Linked DNA regions of Mus musculus: region 1 is linked to region 2. Evidence: chromatin loops called from intact Hi-C (ENCODE). Cell type or tissue: heart. All regions are shown on one strand. Each heading gives the region's core, and the rest is flanking DNA. Links, peaks and the distances in the headings are about the cores only.

Region 1 (5,380 bases), core at 73-5,072, 51 kb after region 2:
GTGTAGCCCTGGCTGTCCTGGAACTCACTCAGGCTGACCTTGAACTCAGAAATCCGCCTGCCTCTGTCTCCCAAGTGCTGGGATTAAAGGCGTGTACCACCGCTGCCCGGCTTGCTCTTGGGATTTTTAGTTATTGAGTTCATAATTGTGTATCATACACAAGGGGAACACTTGTAAAAGCATATTTTCTTCACTCCATGTAGATCGATCACCTGTTAGCTGTAGTTACTAATGTTTTTTCAACGTTTTGTTTTGCTTTAGAAAATTAAGCAATGCAAAAATGGCATCCTAACGAAGGAGTTGCTGCATGCTGTCCACCCTGAATCACCTGCCCTGAAAACCTCGCTGTGTCTCAAAGAGCCGAGTCTGCTTCCCGTGAAGGACACACTCCGAGCTATAGAGGGCAGCAGCCCAGCAGATAATCGCTACTGTGACTATGCCGAGGAATTTTCTAAGTCGGAGCCTACCGTGGTCAGCTTGGAGTACGGGGTGGCCAGAATGACTTGTTAGCCTCCTTCCGTGATCCCTGGATGACTGTAGTGTAAGAAATGTATAGTTGTGAGGATGGTCTGTACACATGGGCAGGAGGGGTTGTTGAGTGACTTTGGGGCTTAGCAGTAAGTGAGAAAGTAGGTAGCTGAGAAAAGGATCATAGCAACTCTTGAGAGGAGTGAGTCAGCTAAGTGCCATTTGTAACAAGAACATACTCATTTCTGTAGGAAGTGAGTGCTAGTGTGTGTATGTACTGGAAAGGGGTTACACAGGACTGGTGAGCTGACAGTCTGTTGATTCAGATGTTAATTCCAGCCACGCTCAGTAGCTTTCCTCTAACTCTGAGAAAACAGACCTGACAACCTGAACCCTCAGTGACTGATGTGGCATGTGCTTTCAGTTCTGGAGCTGTGTGACTGTGGATTTTGCAGTCACAAAAATCCAAATATATAGTCAAAAATATAGTGACGTTTTAACATTAAAGTGCCATGAAAAGTACTTATGGGACAGCCTTAAAGTAGACTCTCAGTTTATTCTGTGGGTTTTATAGCCGAGGACAGGATGTTTGATCTCTCCTTTAATCAGCCTTATTTCATATGAAGAACTAACTGCACTCTGATTACTTGGGGGCCGCACACTGCAGTGCTCCACCATGGAAAGTTGTAGACATACTCTGCTAGTTTGTAATTAGCCAGCTCCACCCGTATTTAAAATCAGTGTTACCGAAGGCTTTGTTCTCGTTGTCATTTGTTCCAAGCTGCAGCTGACAGTTCATTATTCACAGCTTAGAGGACTCATTTCTTAGGCTAGTATAAGCACATTTGGCATTTACTTTCGGCTTACTGCAGTCTATTAATTCTTACTCTGTGGTTGGCTTTAATCCTTTGATAACTGTACATTTAAAGTGGCAAAGCTCTAAAGCGTTCTGAGTACTAAATACATTTTTAACTTGACTGTAGCTGCCTATAAACTTTCAGGTAAAGGAAAAAGGGAAGTGCGGGTAGTGGAGATTTTGCTTGGTTACGAATTCTAAAGCAATCATTTTTGTGTGGAGCATATTTCCTTACTCTTAATATAGGAGGGGCAGAGAAGGGAGCACTGGGGGAGCCAGCTAATGTCCAACAGAAGCAGCTTTGACGCAGGAAAAGGTTTATTTTGCTTTATAGGCTCATTGTTATTCTGTGCACTGGGGCATACATATCTTTTCTAAAAAATCACTTACAACTGTCAGTATTACCAGCTGGCTCTCAAAGTTTAATATCATTGATGGTGTGTGAGGTACAGTTCAGGGGCACTACAAAATCTGTGTACATTGTCTTATATACCTCCTGACCACACCTATATCTGTAGTATTTCTTGTGTTAGTTTTGAACATATGTATCTTTTTTTTTTTTTTGGGAAAAAAAAGGAAAGCTTTATCGTATATGATTTTATCTAGTCCTTATTTTTCCAATTCACTTCTGTAAGACCTTATGTAATAAAAACACTGCATTTTAAAAAGTAACAGAAATATACTAAAAATTACAATGTATAATGAACAGTGTTTAGACATTGAGAAAGGAAACTTAATCTCTGTGTCCACAACAGGAGGGTTTTGTGCCTTGGTTCCAGTCAAGTTGTGGTTTTAGACTTCTGTGGCAGACTTCCTAGTCATCTTCTGGGTTCCTTATGCTAATTTTCAACTTCACATGTATATATGTGTTTACATGCTCACACAGAAAACATCCTGAGTGACGTACAGGACATACGTTGGCAAAAGTCTGTGTAAATGTCTCATAAAATTAGATTTATGTTCATTGTGTTTTGGGATGTATAGCATGTAAATTATTTCATGTATTATTTAAAGGCAATTAAATGTTCATGCTTTACTTTGAGTGTTTTTCTTTTGGGATAAAAAACAAATGAGGAAGGATCCTAGAGGAGAACCTGTCACTGTCACTTTACTGAACTGGCATGATTCCTAACTGCATGCTAAATCCAGTTGTGGATCCATGAGTGGAGCTCTCATCCCTCGTTAGAGGAACTTCTTTTTGTAGCAGATGGAGACCATAACAGAAATCCACAAGTGCCCAAAATGCTGAGAGCAGCTGACCACAGAGTGCCCGATGCCAGCTGACACAGCTACAGCACAGTCCTGCACAGGAGGCTCAGGGGACACAGCAGGAGGGTGCACAGAAAGATTAGGCAAGCTGTAAGAGCCAGAGAACCAGGAAATATGCCTTGATTTTGTGTTTCTTAGAAATGACAGGGAAGCTGCACACCCATCATACCACAACAATATGGTTGCCTGAACAGTGACATCAACAGTTGACATGGCAACATGGATGCGGAACGTCTCACAGGACCTCACCAGAGACCTAAGACCACAGGAAATTCATCATTGCTGAGAGAGGAGAATCCATCTGCCCCAGTGTTGAGCCTAGAAAATGGTAATCCAGTTGCAAGTGGTCAGCCCTGAAATCGTGTACATACAAGCCAGTCTAAACAGGGAAAACAAAAAACAAAAAACAAAGTTGTGCTTTTTTTCCCCTTGCTTGGGCGAAGGGTCTTATAATTACCTTAGCACAGTGGAGTTTTAGCATTTCATTTTCCAAAGGTATTGACACATTCCTTTTATATACAACCATGCTTTCTGAATAATTAACCAGGTTGTGGCTGACAGGTTCAGTAGAGAGTGATGAAGTTGTAGAAGTGCCTTGGTCCGTGGCCGGTTATCTGTGCTGTTACCAGCTTGCAGGTGGAAGCCTGGGTCCACCAAGTAGATACATTCAAGGTGAACTGATCCAATGCCAGTGTAAAGAAGAAATCACAGGCCAAGAAATGGGCAGCTCTGTTAGGAGTGTTTGGAACACTCGTCTTCTGGGTGAGAAGCAGCGTGGGAAACTGTGAGAAAAAAAGATGCCCCATTCTCTCGCTCCCACCCGCTGTCGTTCATCTGATGCGCAAGGGTGTGGGCTGAGCCTCTCCTATTAGGATGTTTTTTGCAGGTCAACTTGAGAATTACGAAAGTATTGCGCCTGGCCATTCTGAGTTACCCACATAACCATTTGGGTATGTCCACCCTGCAGCCTGTGGACTTCATGTCTCCAGGGTAGGTGATGACTACAGCTCTCCACATTTTGTGGATGAGAGTATAATATTGCAGTAAAAGATGAGACACCCTGAAGTTGGTTTTTGATTTTTGGTTTTTGGGGTTTTTTTTTTTTTTTTTTTTTTTTTTTTGGTTGGTTGAGACAGGGTTTCTCTACCCTGGCTGTCCTGGAACTCACTTTGTAGACCAGGCTGGCTTCGAACTCAGAAATCCACCTGCCTCTGCCTCCCGAGTGCTGGGATTAAAAGCGTGTACCACCACACTCGTCTCACCCTGAGGTTTTTAGGGCATTACTTTTTATCAGCCAAAAAGTATGAATTAATTGTCTTTGCTTTTCCAAATACAAGTCTAAGGAGTTTGCATGACTCAAGTGAATATTAAACTCTTAACCTTCAGGAATTCTGTCTAGAAGAAAGTCAACCCACAGTCTTGAGTAGTTAACTCAAAGACTGAACATCATGCACTCGATACCTTACAAGAAAAGCCTGGTGGTGTAGTGACCCAGCTCTTTTTAGGAGAGTGAAATGCATGGCTGAAAGTGGACTCTGAAGCCCCTGTCTCAGTTTCTGATTCCTAGGTACAGGCTGGGACTTGGAAGCTGCAAGCACTGACTAGGAATGCATAGTAGAACTTAGCAGTGTTTGGGATTGGAGACATGTATCCAGTTTCCAGCAGCCCATGTCAGACAGCTCACAGCAGCTTCAGGGCTTCTGACTCTTTCCTCTAACTCTCTCAGGTACCCACAAATATATGGCCTACACACAGACACTGTCTTAGATTTTTACTGCTGTGAGCAGACACCATGACCAAGACAAGTCTTACAAGGACAACATTTAATTGGGTTGGCTTACAGGTTCAGAGGTTCAGTCCATTATCATAAAGGTGGGAGCAGGGCATCGTCCAGGCAGGCATGGTGCAGGAGGAGCTGAGAGTTCATCTTCATCTGAAGGCTGCTAGCAGAATACTTGCTTCTAGACAGCTAAAATGAAGGTCTTAAAGCCACAGTGACACATCTACTCCAACAAAGCCACACCTACTCCAATAGGACCATACTCTTTAAGAGTGCCACTCCCTGGGCCCAACATATACAAACCATCACAGACACATATATTTATAATTAAAAGTCTTACAAAAGGACAAGGTTTAAATATTGTTACTAAAATTAATAGCCGCTTTTCTTGTCACTGTGATAAAATAACAGAAGAACAACTTGAGAGAGGAAGGATTTCTTTTGCTTTGTGGTTTGAGAGAGTGCAGTGGGTTGTTGGGAAGGCATAGAAGAACTCATGATAGCTTGTAGCTATGGCAGGAGTGTGAAGTAGCTAAGTCCTGAGTGAGGCAGTCAAGAAGCAGACAACCCCAGCTGGCAGGAGCTGGGCACACTGTAGTCCTCTAGCCCTGCCTGCATTGTCCCAAGTGCCAACTACACCCTGTATCCAGAATGTTCTACAGCCCCCTAAAACAAAGCCTCCAGCTGGGACCATTCACATCTCAGCTGTGGCATTTTGTAACTCCCAGTGACTGTGGCTGGCTATTGTGAGAAATGGCAACCAGCCATTTCTTCAATGAGGCTTTAGCCTTTTTAAACCAGGAAATAACATTTAGAAACCAAACTACATTCTAGCATTGCTCCATGCTATAGAAGTGTCATTGCTTCAAGTGTTTAATTTTTTTTTAGGATTTACCTACATAGAATTTGTGTTTGTATATAGAAAGATGACTGGATCCAAACTTACCCCAAATGATTGTTATTTTTAAATTAATTAATAACTTATATCTTCTTGATCATAAGAACAT
Region 2 (5,380 bases), core at 74-5,073:
ATGAGAGAGAGAGCAAGCGAGAGAGCGCGTGCACTCAAGCGAGCATGGGCAAGCACACCAACCACCTGCAAGGTGATGGAGAGATAGCTCCGATTTAAAAAAACAACCAATTGCTAGCTAAAATTAAGACAACCACAGTCCTGGTCAGAATATCATGCTGCTTAGGTCCAGGAACTATCAACCCCACAGTCAGCCAGAAGAGTCATTCAGTCTTCTGCACACCCTAGGAACCCAAGAGGGGAAAGCTGCAATTTAAACACTTAAAACGAATACTTTCAATAGGAAGGCAAGTAGCAGACGATGTCTAGTAAGCAGAGTGTCACAGTGACAAAGGAGCTTCTTAAAGAACTAGAATGCAGTTACAAATGATGAGTAAAGGCAGGAGTACTCTGTTGTGTTAGTCTCCCATGACTTAAAACTAAAAGTACTTTATTTCATTTTATATATATAAAATATATGATATATATTTATATAATATATATACTATTTATATATTTTGTCTTGTTTTGTTTTTCGAGACAGGGTTTCTCTGTGTAGCCCTGACTGTCCTGGAACTCACTTTGTAGACCAGGCTGGCTTGGAACTCAGAAATCTGCCTGCCTCTGCTTCCAGAGTGTTGGGATTAAAGGCGTGCACCACCACTTCCCAAACTATCCCTCCATTTTAAATTTAAAACTTGGTAGCTCACAGTGGGCCTTAACTCCAGTGTGGTGTGGTGTGGTAGTGGTGGTGGTTGGGGGGGGGGGGTGTCTGACGGACTCTTCTGGTATTTAAGGGCAATGCACAGCCATGATGCACAGATGCAAGCAGAACACCCACACACATTAAATAAAAATAATTAAAATCTTTAAAAAAAAAAGAACTAAGTAAGATACACCATTAAAAACGACAAACCTAAAGCCAGTTAATCGATGACACAAGAAAACAAGGTGAAAGTTAAAAGAGACAGCAGAGCACACCGTCGCCTGTGTCTCGACAACATAGGTAGTGAAGATTAAGAAAGCATATGCAAAAATGGGACTTAACTGGGGCAGTCTGATTGTACTGTTATTTTGGATTTGCTGTATCTAACGGGGGCTGTTAAGAGAGAGAGAGAGAGAGAGAGAGAGAGAGAGAGAGCGAGCTTTCTTTGAGACATTAAGCCTATAGGTCTTGTTATGCCTCGGGAGATACCTGTCCTTCGAGTACACATTTCCTCATTTGATCAACTCTTTACCAAAGGCCGAGTCTGAGTGATTAATGCTTTCAGTGAAATAGCTTTTTGGAATCCCTAGCTACTCATCTGTCACTACCGGAATCTATTACACAAACTGAAGAATATACCACTTAAGCTTGCAGTGAACGGAAAAGATCATGTGGTGGATGGTTATAACACAAAATGCTTTGCGATGCTATGCTAATCTGTATAGGGCACAAAATAACTATGATACAATACATGCCATAAAAATGTTAAAAAGACAGAAGGGGGTCCTGTGGCACAAAGGCTTGAAACAAACAAAAAATCATAAATCCAATGCATCGTAACGTTCAAAACCGAAATCTAAACCACCCGGGGATATTTTTTTTAACTTACATCCTACCTATTTTTCTGTTCCTAAAAGCCAGCAACAAGCTGTCATTCATTCAACACTCATTCTATCCCTGAACCCGAGGGGTCGCGTAGGCGTAGCCGCGACTCCAGGCCGCTTCCCGCAGTCGGGCCCACTCCGCGTCGTCGCGGCGCGACCGGGGACTGCAGAGCCTCGGCGGCAGGGGTCCACAGCCCACTGCGCGGCTCGTAGGGAAGCCTAGCAGCCTGAAGGCAGGCCTCGATGTGCAGACCTCCGCGGGGAAGCACCAGGGTCCCCTGCTAGGCGGCACCATTACCTAGACGCGACGGTCCCGAAGGAGAAGCCGCTGCCCGCTCCGGTCCCGCCGGGGGCCACAGTGGTGGAGCCGAGGGTCCCAGACCCGAAGGAGAACCCCGTGGCCATGGCGGCCCTTGGCGCGAAGGCGTCAGCTAGGGTGGAGAGGCCTAGGACGCTTCTGTCCCTTCACTGCCGAAGAGGGACGTGCCACATAGCTGGTGCCCAGCGGGTACCGGGTGGGAAACAACCCCAAGCGGCGGTGCGGCAAGGCGAGGGCGGAGTGGGCGGAGCCACAGGCGAACGCATGCGCGACACCGCCCGCGCGCCGAACGCACTAGAAGCGCGCCCGCCGCGCAGGGAACCCTGGGATCGGAGTGGAAGCGGTACTCGTGTGAGGCCGGGCGGATGAGGTAAGGTGGGCGCCCCGCCTACTCGCTTAAAGCGCTAAGCCCCTGAAGTGCCCGGAGAGTCTCGCGGGATTTCGTGCTTTACTTCCTGAATGAAGGCCCTGGAGTGCGGCTTCGGTCCGGCCTCCTGTCAAAAGCCATGCGTAGAGTTCTAGAGTTGGAGAAGACCTTGGTCGTCACCTCACATTCCTCCAAGGGGACGTCTGAGTTTCATTTGGGTGTCGCTGCACCCGAGAAAAAAAGAGGGTGTCTACCTTTTGAGGGTCCAGAAATGTACGGGTTTTAAGTCGCACACGCTTCCGGTCAGCACCCCATGGTACTGCACGCTTGTGCTTCCTGCACGGAGGGTTCAGCGGGGCGGCGTGACACTGCCAGGCTCCTCTGCCTCCGAGTCTGAGGTCAGGACACTGTGCCCCAAATCCTAGTGGACGGTGAATGGGATGGGTGCCGTTCTTGGGGACCTTCCCTGAAGACTGCTTCCTGGCTATGTGGCTTTCCCATAACTTGGGGTATTTACGAGAGGAACTGCGAATTGGAAAGTGTAAGGACAGGGATGAGCGATCTGGCTGGAGAGCTGGCTCAGCACCGACTGCTCTTCCAGAGATCCTGAGTTCAATTTCCTAGCAACCACATGGTGGCTCACAACCATCTGTAAAGGGATCTGATGTCCTCTTCTGGTGTGTCTGAAGACAGCTACAGTGCACTCATACATAAAATAAATAAATCTGAAAAAAAAAAAAAACCCAGAGGGATGTAAATTAGAATGTACGGGCACCCGGAGCAACGTGGGCACCAAGAAATGCTTCTTAGCGGTGGTCTGGGGACACTGCCATCATATCATGGTTCTTTAATTCTCTGGCAGGAATTGGCATACTATTCCTGCAAGTGCGTTGACCAGCTGCCAAGTTTTGTTCGATGAAATTGATCCCATCATCAGACCCCTCAGATTTATGCTAAAGCACAATCCTCCCCATGGTAGTGATTCGAACAAAAGCCCAACGGTCTCTGAGTCTGGCCCTCAGTGCCCTTTATATGACAAATCCTTGGCACTTCTTTTCTCACAGCTCCCCCACAATTCAGCACTTGTTTTGTGTTGACCTTGAGCATTGCTACCTGCAGTTGGCTGAACCGGAACACCCTCCAGATTCATTGTAGAGCCCTGTCCTCTCCCCCAAATACTCATAGTGATGAAAACTCTGTTCCTCGCCATTTCCCTTTGGCAGGTCACAAAAGTTAGATGACGTCAAAAGGTGTGTTTGGCACATGATGTCATGTCAGCCATGAGCCATGCAAACTACAATAAGGAGTAACCTGGCAAGATATCTTTATTGGTGCAGTAGTGGCATGAATGTCCCAGTAAACTTTCCTTTTAACTGGAAAAAAAAAAACAAAAACAAAAAACCTAAGAGGAACCCAGATTTTTATTGAAAGGCTCCAAAACTTGAAAATACCAACATAAAATTAGCAAGAGCTACATGTCTGGCTCTGAGGACTCATAAGGTCAGTGAGAAAGGATGATTATTTTAAAATATAGTAGAGACTAATATATGTCTATGACCAGAAAAACTGTGGGCATATGGAATACTTTCAGTAATTCTGTAAATCTGTGACTTTAAAATTCAAAAATTACTGAAAAATCTCAACCTGACTCTAATAAAAGCTTGTGCAAAAAAAAAAAGAAAGAAAGAAAGAAAGAAAGAAAGCTTCAGAAGATACATTCAAATTATCATATATTCATGTATGATTTATGGCAAAGTTTAGCTATACAACAGTGATAGTTGACCCATATCCCACAGAGACAAAAAACCTGGAATTTTTGATCAATGGTATTATAATATATTGCATGCTAGTGGATACATAAAGTTTAAGACTAGACTTAAAAAGTCCCTTGCCTCTGTTAATGCTTCCCAATTGTATGTAATTCTGCCCCAGCAGCATGTGGTGTTGAGAGGTGCTACAATTTACAGAGTGTGGAAAGTTAACTGAAGAGGGGACTCCATCTATACACTTCTGGAGAAGCCCCCTCCATGCTGAGATAAGATTTCATATGCAGCTGTTTTGTACTCCTAACCCACTCCTGTAAGTAAGCCCGGTGAATTTGTTGGTTGCCCAAACGAGATATCGGTGGGATGTGTCCTTTGTCACTCCCTATCTGGAGTGAGTAGGTGTTTGTTCATATCTCCCCAGGAAAAGGTCACACAAAACCTAGTCTAGTGTAAGCAACCAAGCCTCCTCCAAAGGATCATCTAAGCACTCTTTGCCATGACATTGCTAATGTTTCTATTGTCTTCTATGTCCTTATACTGATCTGCATAATGTTTTTAGTAAGCTAAGCCTGATGAATATACAATCTCTTATTCCTCCCACCACTTCAAAAACAGTTCCTTATGTGCTTCTTTACTGATTTGAATTTAATTTTCTTTCTTTTTTTAACATTTATTTTTATTTTATGTATGTGAGTACACTGTAGCTGTCTTCAGACACACCAGAAGAGGGTATCGGACCCTATTTCAGATGGTTGTAAACCACCATATGGTTGCTGGGAATTGAACTCAGGACCTCTAGAAGAGTAGTCAGTGCTCTTAACTGCTGAGCCATCTCTCCAGCCCTTAATTTAATTTTCCTTGGAAGATTATCAGAATTATTTGAGGTTCATTACAGAGGCATATTGCACCAGCAAGGACTTGGTGCTTGCTACTTTAAAGTCTTGAGGCACCACTAGCCCCGGCCCAATTAAACACCATTTACCTCTTGAATGTTCTTGGATTAGATAATTCAAATGAATCCAGAATATAAATCTGCCTAGTGGCATTTTCATGGTTTTAATGTTTCCAACACAAGCTCTGCTCTTTCTGTTCTCATTGTCAAGGTGGATCCTTCTCTGGGGGCACTGGATTGGAGGAGTTTCTGTCTAGGGTGTTATGTAGTTGGGGCTTCCATTGGATTCTCACCTAAAGTGAACCCTGCACTTGGACTTTTAGTTGGGCATCTAAGAGGGTATCAAAACAGATAGTAAACTCATCTGATTGGCATGGCATGGTCTTCCTGCAGCATCAATATCAGTATCTTGCTCACCTCTGTAGATGCATACATTCCACCATATTTCTAGCTATAAGATCTCACTGT

What was found. Peaks named below come from ENCODE experiments on the same cell type or tissue, not always from the same donor. Only the 100,000 strongest peaks of a DNase experiment are listed, where the experiment ranks them.
Region 1: it touches region 2 in a loop (5-fold over the local background); 1 of 42 quality-filtered maps calls a loop at or near these places.

Annotation. Positions count from the first base shown.
Region 1 is chr14:60,300,012-60,305,391 of GRCm38, forward strand. Mtmr6 (myotubularin related protein 6) reads left to right here. Exons shown (of 14, transcript NM_144843.4): 14 at 262-2,360. The coding sequence ends at 510. Among named protein-coding and RNA genes, the nearest start is that of Mtmr6, 37 kb to the left of the region's middle. In heart, for the core only: no CTCF peak of the experiment used is centred there; no DNase peak of the experiment used is centred there.
Region 2 is chr14:60,249,297-60,254,676 of GRCm38, forward strand. It overlaps Nupl1 (nucleoporin like 1), which reads right to left and starts at 2,183. Exons shown (of 15, transcript NM_170591.2): 1 at 1,867-2,183. The coding sequence starts at 1,973. Gm38641 (a long non-coding RNA gene) reads left to right here and starts at 2,178. Exons shown (of 3, transcript XR_874661.1): 1 at 2,178-2,257. In heart, for the core only: a CTCF peak has its summit at 2,881 (motif pointing left); a DNase peak (open chromatin) is centred at 2,215; H3K4me3 peaks cover 2,856 bases; H3K27ac peaks cover 2,555 bases.